Regions from separate parts of the Homo sapiens genome. Here region 2 is linked to region 1. Evidence: read pairs that join two places in POLR2A ChIA-PET (ENCODE). Cell type or tissue: CD4-positive, alpha-beta T cell. All regions are shown on one strand.

Evidence for each region. ChIA-PET counts read pairs that join two places held together with the same protein. Peaks named below come from ENCODE experiments on the same cell type or tissue, not always from the same donor. Only the 100,000 strongest peaks of a DNase experiment are listed, where the experiment ranks them.
Region 2: POLR2A ChIA-PET joins it to region 1 with 12 read pairs; 2 of 35 experiments call an interaction of 5 or more read pairs at or near these places.

The regions. Positions count from the first base shown.
Region 1 is chr9:114,391,010-114,396,009 of GRCh38, reverse strand. LOC124902253 (a long non-coding RNA gene) reads right to left here. Exons shown (of 3, transcript XR_007061742.1): 3 at 3,941-5,000. It also overlaps a transcript of AKNA not described here. Among named protein-coding and RNA genes, the nearest start is that of AKNA, 5.5 kb to the right of the region's middle. In CD4-positive, alpha-beta T cell, CTCF peaks have their summits at 2,268 and 2,480; no DNase peak of the experiment used is centred here; H3K27ac peaks cover 1,682 bases.
Region 2 is chr9:114,794,046-114,799,045 of GRCh38, reverse strand. The region is part of intron 1 of TNFSF15 (TNF superfamily member 15); the gene reads left to right. Among named protein-coding and RNA genes, the nearest start is that of TNFSF15, 9.5 kb to the left of the region's middle. In CD4-positive, alpha-beta T cell, no CTCF peak of the experiment used is centred here; no DNase peak of the experiment used is centred here.

The DNA of each region.
Region 1 (5,000 bases):
GAAAGCCTGAGGTTCAGAGAGGTAAAGCCACTTGACGAGAGTCACACAGCTTCTCACTGGTGTTAGCGCATCCTTACTTTGGGGTGTGCAGGGTGTGCTGGTGTCAGCTCGGGAGAGTGGATTGTGCCCATCTCTTCCCAGTGCAGCATTCAGTGATATCAATAGCTTGAAATTGGCATGGCCAATTTCAGTAAGGGTATTTAACACCATCAAAATTAGTAACCACCACAAATCAGGGCTTTTTCTTACTTTTTTTTTTTTTTTTTTTTTTTTAAAGACAGCTGCAGGTGAAGGGTGTTGGGGGATGGAAGACCAGCCTTGCTTCTGCTTGGCAGCCTGGAGTTGGGGGCTTTTTGGCAGAGCCAAGTGGAGCCAGGCCAGAAGGCCTGCGCCCCACTGCAGCTCCCCTAAAGTATGCGATTTGGGAAGAAACCCTTTATGAGATGGCTTTTGTAGTGTACGGTGTGAGTTATGCAGTGCAGCAGCCCCTGACTTGGGAACAGGTTGGTATGAGCCTGAATTCCAGGCCAAAATGTCTGGCCTTTAACCTGAAAGTGACAGGAGCCACGGATGGTCGTTAAGCAGGGGAAAAACCTGACAGGATGGTGCCCTAAGATTTGTCATTGTGCCAAGGGATTGGGGGGTAAGTCAGGGTGGGTGATAGGGAAGAGGTGCGGCAGTTGGCCAGGGGAGCCAGGAGGCTAACAGAAGCTCCTCATTTTCTGAGTGTGTCCTGCGTACAAACACATTATCTTGTTACTTTACACATGCATGCCTGAGGGAAGGAGAAGCCTCTGTCTGTAGATGAGGATATCAGAGAAGTTCTGAAACAAAACAGCAAAGGGCTGATCTACCCAGGCTTCCTGCCCCCAAAGTCTCACATTCTCACTCCTCCCTCCCTCCTGCACCCCAGCTTGCTGTTCCATCTTGGCTCTGGGCTTCCTTGCCAAATGTCAGGCGAACTCCAGCTCCATTGCCGAGTGAGACCTTCTGCGCCCAGTGCCGCTCCCACACCAGCCCCTAGGTCCTTGCCAGCATTCTCCCCCCAGCCCCCCCACTGCCAGCTCAGCTTTTTCTGGGGAAGGAGCCTGGGATCAGGGCCAGAGTGGGATGTCCAGCTGTCAGTCTCCTCGGGGTCTTGGGACCACAGCCAAGGACCAGGACTGAGGAGGGGAGGTCTCAGGGTCTAAGAGGCACACTCAGTCCCCCACTAAGGATTCATCTGGAGGATAATGCTTTATTTGTGGGTACAGACCCAACTGTGCCTTAACATGCTGTGTGACTTTGGGCAAGTTGTGTAACCTCTCTGAACCTTTCTTCATCTGTTAAATGCCTAATTATTTATGAGGATCCAATCCAGCAACACATGCCATGCCTCCAAATGCAAAAAGTGGCTGAGGCTGGGCGCTGATTGCTTCCTTTCCTTTTAGTGATTTTCATGTGTTCCCACATGTTGCATAATGGCTGTATTGCAGAAAACAACATATTGTATTAGAGTTTAAACAGAGGAGGAGAAGGTGTGGGGGTTACAGAATGTTATAGGATGTCAGAGCTGTAAAGGGCCTCAAAGAACCCAACGATACATTTCGCCTTTCACAGGAGGGGCAACTGAAGACGGAGGTGCCCAAGGTCAGAAGGAAGCACCACACAGAGGTGAGGTGGTATTCGTTTGTTTTGTTTTTAAGAATAGTACATGTTCATTTCATTCTTATTTTTAAAGCAACTGTTATATTTGAAAAATACCCAAAAGGAAAAATGGTAAACTTCCCTATCAAAAAAACTTGCCTATAATTCTACTACCTAGTGATAATGATTGTAAACTTTTTTTTTTTTTAATTGAGACAGTTTCACTGTCATCGCCTAGGCTGGAGTGGGGTGGCACGATCTTGGCTCACTGCAACCTCTGCCTCCCAGGTTGAGGCAGTTCTCCTGCCTCAGTCTCCCGAGTAGCTGGGATTACAGGTGCACGTCACCACACCCAGCTAATTTTTGTATTTTTAGTAGAGACGGGGTTTCGCCATGTTGACCAGGCTGGTCTCGAACTCCTGACCTCAGGTGATCCTCCCGCCTCAGCCTCCCAAAATGCTGGGATTACAGGTGTGAGCCACGGCGCATGGCCTGTTGTAAACATTTTAAAGCATGTCTTTCTCTTTCTTTTGCTTTCTCTCTCTTTCTTTTTCCTATCCTGTCTCCTTCCTTTCTTCCTCCTCCTCTTCCTCCATATTTTACTGTTTTTTTTTTTAAGTGGACTCAAACTAGATATATATTATTTTATAACTGGCTTGTCCACTTAACATAACAAAATTTTTACATTATTTGATATTCTTCAATAGCATGACTGTTAACGGCAGCTAATATTATTCCTTTGAGTGGAACTATCACAATTTCTTTCAATGATCACCTGTTACGGGACACTGCTATTGTTTCCAACCATTTTACCTATTGCAAGTTTCAGTTGCAAAGTGATTAAGATCACACTGTCCAGGGCCGGGCACGGTGGCTCACGCCTGTAATCCCAGCACTTTGGGAGGCCGAGGCGGGTGGATCACGAGGTCAGGAGATCGAGACCATCCTGGCTAACACAGTGAAACCCTGTCTCTACTAAAAATACAAAAAAAAAAAAAAAATTAGCTGGGCGTGGTGGCAGGTGCCTGTAATTGCAGCTACTCAGGAGGCTGAGGCAGGAGAATGGCATGAACCCGGGAGGCGGAGCTTGCAGTGAGCTGAGATCGCGCCACTGCCCTCCAGCCTGGGCAACAGAGCGAGACTCCATCTCCAAAAAAAAAAAAAAAAAAAGATTATACTGTCCAGATTCAAACAGCTTGGTTCAAACCAGCTTCCTCACCTATAAAATAAAATGGGCATCATAATTTTTCCCTCCTTGGATTAGTATGAGGATTAAATAATGAGATCTGAGTCCATGGAAAGGCTTTTATAAGGTATTTGACACATAATAGGTGTTCAGTATAGTTTTGCTGTTAGCAGTCCCTTCCTGGCACGTGCACGGTTTGTTTGACTCTTTGAAAAGAGCATGAATTTGAATTTATGTATGTGTTTTCCTCAATATGGCCACACCCTCCTCATAACCCTTATCTCAGTTGGCTGAGAAGGGGCTGTTTGTTCTGCTCCTTAACTACTCAGAGTGAGGACAGAGTTTCTAGCTGGGTCAGTGAGCCCTGGAACTGGTTTAAGGGTCGCAGGGAAGAGGGTCACAGGGAAATGTCAGCACCTCCCTCCACTTGGGAAAACTGCTTCTCCCTTTTTGTGTCCAGGACTCATCGCTAGACCTGGGGTTGATATTGTGGAAGCTGTGGATGAGGAAAATTAAACTCAGTCCTGCAGGGAGCAGGTTGTAGGGCGTTTCACGGAAAAGGCAAGGCCATTTATTTGTGAACAGTCATTCTGTGCCAGCTGGGCACTGGGGCCAAGAACTTTTGGCACATAGTCTCATCCGTCATCCCAAGAACCCAGTAAAATAATTATTGGTCCATGTTACAGATGTGGAATCTGGGATTCAGAGAGGTTAAGCAGCTTGCCCAAGGCCACACAGCTTCCAAGGGAGAACATGGAGTTCTCTGTTTGCCCACAAAGCCCATGTGCCTTAACACCTGTGCTCTGCAGCCTCCTGTCTGCATGGCATTTCTGCCTGGGTGGGCAAATGGAATAAAGAATCCAGGAGGTTTAGCATTAGAAGATAATCTCTGATAACCTCAGAGACAATCTCATTAAGCCGCAGGTTCCAAAGCTCAGAGAAAGGAAGGTGCTTATTCCTGGTCACTCAGGCTGGAACTTGGTTCTCTACTTCCCTAGCCAGGCTTCATCATTTCTTCTTGGTTCACTCTGGAAATCCTCACCTGCCTCCTCTTTCCCTCAGACTCCCTGTGGATTTTTTTTTTTTTTTTTTTGACAAGCGTCTTACTCTGTTGCCCAGGCTGGAGCGCAGTGACATGATCTCGGTTCACTGCAACCTCCGCCTCCCAGGTTCAAGTGATTCTTGTGCCTCAGGCTCGTGGGAAGGGCTGGCAGGGTTCTGCAGACACAGCCATGCACATGACTGTTGCTGGTAAAAGGGTGAAAGTCATCAAGCCCTGGCAGTAGGAGTAAGAGGTTTTTTTTGTTGTTTTTGTTTTTGGTGTTTTTTTTTTTTTTTTTTTTTGAGACAGAGTCTTGCTCTGTTGCCCAGGCTGGAGTGCAATGGTGCAATCTCGACTCACTGCAACCTCCGCCTCCCAGGTTCAAGTGATTGTCCTGCCTCAGCCTCCCAAGTATTACAGGGAGGATTACAGGCACCTGCCACCACACCTGGCTAATTTTTGTATTTTTAGTAGAGGTGGGGTTTCATCATGTTGCCCAGGCTGGTGTCGAACTCCTGACCTCAGGTGATCCGCCCACCTCAGCCTCCCAAAGTGCTGGGATTACAGGCGTGAGCCACTGCACCTGGCCAGGAGTCAGAGGTTTTTGTTGTTGTTTCTTTTCTGGGTGACCAGGAACGAATCTCTTCTCTTCTCTTCTCTGGGCCTCAGTGTCCTCACCTATACAATGGAATAATACTCGTGTTCTCCCCACTTAAACGTTCTGTTCTTGAGCATCTAGTGCTATAAAGGAGAAGAAAGCATTTTGGGAAACCAAAAGGCTCTGTGTGGAACCAGGGCCTCACTATAAAATTGGAACATTGGCTTTGTGAATTGCAATTAGTTGGTAAGAAGCTCCACTCTCGATTTTATTGTGCACAGGTATTAATTATCTCTGCGGGCTGCAATGTTGTGAGCACCAAGCTTGGTTATTAGAAGCCAGGTCTTTGTGTGTTTGAAACTCTACTGCAGCTCATCACCTTTGTGACCTTGGGCAAGCTGCTTGGGCTCTAGGGGCCTCTGTTTACCCAACTGTGAAATGGGGTTGTCACATCAGCCTCATTGGGTTGTTATGAGGGCTATGAGTCAGGCTTGGGCAAGTAGCTAGGTTGAGTGGATCATCCAGGATATATTTATTGTATTTCTATT
Region 2 (5,000 bases), 400 kb before region 1:
TGGGCAAGTATAAACAGGCAGAAGCAGAAGGAAGAGACAAAGAGGCAAACATCTGCATATTTCTCCTGGAAGTGCTGGGAGGATGTTTTGGATCATAAAACATTTATGCCTTTGCAATTACAGCATTTATGACAGCAAGAGATGAATATCTCTCCCTGTTTATGAATAGAGATAGAGAGTGACTATAGTACATGAGAGGAAAGGCTATGTGGATCATTAATTAAAATATACTTAGGGGATTTTTCTGGGGAAATGCCAGGAAATCTCAAAGATTATCTTGCTTCAGGCTTGTTCATCTATTGTACACTGAGCTGATGTTTATGAAGCTCCCAATATGTGCCAGGGTCTGTACTTGGTCTAAAGGTTCAGATCCCAAGCCCTCCATGCACTCTTTGACCTTGGACAGTTGCTTGACCTCTTTTCGTGCCATTCTAAGCCATGAAAAGGTGATGCTGACCCCTCCTTTAAAAGTAGCTGGAGTATTAGATGAGGCAAACACATAAATGCCCAATACAGGACCTGGCACCTGGGGAGCATTCCACTAAACTTCAATCTCCTCTTTATGCTTTCTTCTGCCCAATTTAAATAATTAAAGTAATTCCAAAAATACCTATAGTAACAGACCATGGTTAGTTTGAGTCAGGGATTACCAGTCAACATACAAAAAAAAAAACAAAAATCAAATGAGAGGAAAAATTCCCTGACCTACAAGAACTAAGGAGGGTAGGGGAAGAGAAGCACCAGCTGTTTTTTGCTAGGGCTAACATATGCTGGTGGGAGCAAGCATCCCATCTCCCTCTAAGATGCATGCTTATGGACATACACATTTGCTTTTCTGACTCTGGCTCCTGGCTAAGCCTTGCCACTTACAACAAATCTTTCTAGAGCCACAGCTATGCTCCACACAGAGCCTGATGAAGACCTTTAGAGGCCCTCGTACTAAATGACAAACATTTTTAATAGGAACAAAAAGTTGTCTTTCCTAGATTTTTGGATTATAAAACTCTGGCTGAAGTCACTGCATCCTCACCCCCTCTCTGACTCTCTTTGTCTGCCTCTGTCTTCCTGATGCCTGAGAATCTGTGCATTTTGCCAGTTGGATAATCTGGCAAAAGTGCCAGGCACTGACTGAGGCACTAGGAATATAGGTCCCCACCTGTAGGCAGGTTGAATTTTCAGAGCGAGAAAAGTCATAAGCACACAAATAAATAATAAAATTCGATCCTGGATTTCAGCCAGTGGTTTGAAAAGATATGTATGTAGGAATAATCTCATTATCAGACACCATGTCTATTCAATTGGAGGCTAATGTTGCCATGACCAGCACCTCTTAGGAGCCAACACCTCTTCGGTGCCCCCAGAATAACAAGAAGTGATGGAGATGAGTCAGGGCTGGAACACAGAAGACATTGCATTGGCCTGGTGTTCCCAGGAACCATCCTGAGAGCAGGCATTAGGACAGCTGTAATGCATAAACCTTTTCTCAAATAAGCTATTATTCCATCCTCTCAAATTTCTTCCTCATTCATTACTGCTTCCTATCACAATAATTTTCCTCCTGTGATAGACAGAGTTGTTATTAAGAGAAGCAGCAATGGAAGGTTTAGATGTTGTTCTTGGAGAAAGAGTCTCAAATGACGTCCTTCTTGCGGACTCTTGGAATGTTGTAGTCTTCAATATCTGCCAACAGGCTTGGTCACCACCTCCAGATGTTTAGTGGCACACTGGACCATACTTATCCATCCATATATGAAAATAAAATGTGTGCCCAAGTTACAGAAGTCCAGCAGAGCAAACAGGGAAATGTGTCCACAGCTCAGATACATGCTAATGACAATGGGATTCTGAGTCAAAGAGGAATGTTGTAAACTCTTAGCTGAATGTCATCTTAGCCAAAGACAAGCAGGATGTTCAAAATTTCTCAGCAGATAATTAAATAAATCAAAAGAGGCCAACCAGGGCAGGTACCTTTCCTACACCAGAGGATGCAATCAAGATCTCTCTGATTCTCTTTGAGAACTCCACCTTCAGTTTTCTGCCTTGCCAAAGGATCAATTCCTTCAGCTCTGTCAATATCAAGGAAGGCAATAGACTACAGAATAAGTTCATTTCTGGGCTGCTTCTCCACTCCCTCAAGACCATCCAAGTTATTGATTCTGGATAGGTGATCACAGAAATTGGGTTTAGGTTTTCAAAAACTGCTGTACTCATGACTCTGTGCCAAATGCACATAATGTATTCATTTCCCAGCAGAAAGCCTTGATGTTTTCCAACTACTCCCATGTCCTGTTGAGCCTCCTTACATGTCGTATCCATACATACGACACCACATCACAGATGCAGGGTATTGAGGTATTTGCTGTTGTGCAAGCTGTTGGCCTTGTCTGGAATAGTCATTACCTCTTTTATCACCTGGCTAGTACCTGCAGGACCTCTAAGACTCTGTTCAGGAGCAATTTCTTCTGATTCTCCCATTTCTGGGCCAGGTCTCTGTGTCCCTACTAATTCAATAAAGTAACTACACTTAACTCTGTTTCTTCAGATACCTTGAATCAATTCACAGTGGTTGCCTCTCATGGCTGGGAACACAGAGGGCTTAGAGAGAAGTAAATAATGGATAGCGAGACTGGGATAAGTTAGGACTTTGAATGCCAAGACAAAATGAGATTGGACTGGGTCTTAAGAGCCATGAGGAGCCATTGAAGGTTTATAAGCAGTGTAGTATCTAGATAAAGTGATGCTTTAGAAAAAGCCCTCTGAAGGCAGGCCAGGAAATAGATCAAGGAAAAGGAGAAAACTGAAGTACAAAGACCCTGCCAGGGGCTGATGAAAGAATCCAGGAGAGCAGCATGCCAAGGCCTGGAATTGAAACACCATGAGAAAATTGCAAAATAGAAATGACAGCCCTTGGTTTTGCAGAAGAAGAAAAAAAGAAAATTTCAGGTCTGGTAATCGAGAGAAAGCAGTAATGGTGGCTTTAACAGAATTGAGAAGTGGATGGAAAGGGGCTGGACAGACTGTAAAGTCAGTTAGTCATTCAAAGACAAGATTTCTGCCCTCAAGGGGCTTCTAGTAGAGGTTAGGTAGCATGACCTGGGAGTGAAAAAAGGCTGGAGGTCCCGGCTCTAACAAAATCACTGACATCACACACCTGCTCACAGACCTAGACTCAGCAATGACACAATTACATCCACATGACTACGCAGGCAGATGGCAAGACATCCATACATATGACGCCACATCACAGACACGTGTACAGATGCTAAAACACGTCAATTTAGTCTCCCCACTGATGGAGCTGTATTCTCTCACACTCACACAGACACACAATTCCTCATTCATGAGACAGTCCTCCCTCGGTATCCACAGGGATTGATTTCAAGACCCCCATGGACACCAAAATCTGCAGATGCTGAAGTCCTTGATATAAAATGGCATAGTATTTGCACATAACCTAGTCACATCCTCCTATATACTTTAAATCATCCATAGATTGCTTGTGATACCTAATACAGTGTAAATGCTAATACATGTAAATGCTTATGATACCTAATACAGTGTAAATTGTTGCTATGCTATATTGTTTGTTATTTGCATTATTTTCATGGTTGTAATTTTCTTCAAATATTTTTGATCCACAGTTGGTTGAATCTGCAGATATGGAAATCATAGAACCTGACTATACACTCACAACACACACATTTTGAGATGTAAAATAGATCAAGTGTTCATATAATAAGAGGATCACTCTATTAGAGGAGACTGTGTAGCAACAAGAACCAAATCAGAAGATTGGGTTGAGTCGAAATCATATTAGAGAAGGCTTTTTTTAATATCATAAATTTTGTTTTATTTTTATTTTTTATTGATACATAATATTTTATATACGTGTGGGGTACATGTGATATTTTGCTACATACATAAAATGTGTAATGATCAAGTCAGGGTATTTGGGGTATCCATCACTTTGAGTATTTATCATTTCTATGTGTTGGGAACATTTCAAGTTTTCTCTTCTAGCTACTTTGTAATGTACAGTATAATATATAGTTCCTAAATATAGTCACCATACTCTGCTACCAAACATTAGAACTTAAACTTTCTATCCAACTGTACGTTTGTACCCATTGTCTAACCTCACTTCATCCCCATCCTCTCCCACTCACACACCTTTCCCAGCCCCTAGTGTCTGTCATTCTACTCTTTACTCGCATGAGACCGACTCTTTTAGCTCCCACATATCAATGAGAACATGCAAAGTGTGTCTTTGTGTGTCTGGTTTATTTCACTTAACATAATGACCTCCAGTTCTATCCATGTTGCTGCAAATAACGTGATTTCATTTTTTATGCCAAATAGTATTCCATTGTTTATAGGTACCACCTTTTCTTTATCCTTCCATCTATATCTTGATAGAGATATGGATCAGATTGATTCCATATCTCTACTATTGTGAATAGTCTTTCAATAAGCATGTGAGCGCAAGTATCCCTTTGATATATTCATTTCTTTTCTTTTGAATACGTGCCCAGTAGTGAGATTGCTAGACTGTATGGTAGTTCTATTTTTAGTTTTTTGAGAAATATCCATGCTATTTTCCATAGTGGCTGTACTAATTTATATTCCCACCAACCATGTATAATAGTCCAATGCATGATATTATTTGTAAGCTAAGAGCATACTTTTGCTATTAAGCTTTATGCTCAGGTATGTGAGTGATGGTTCCTTCATTTTCCATGCATTCTTTGCACTAACTCATAGATTTTCTGATTTGCTCTTCACCTCAATCCTATGAGTAATTTAGGGCTAAGTATGTTATTATTCCCACTTTAGAAATAAAGACACCAAAGCTCAGAGAGAAAAAGTCTTGTCAAGGTCATATTGTTAATAAATGGTGGAACAAGGATTTAAATTCAGATCTGTCTGCCTCTAAGGCAGTTACTCTTCCACCATCATGTGGTATCTGAAATAGCTCACAAACTAGGGTTGCAATTATTTAA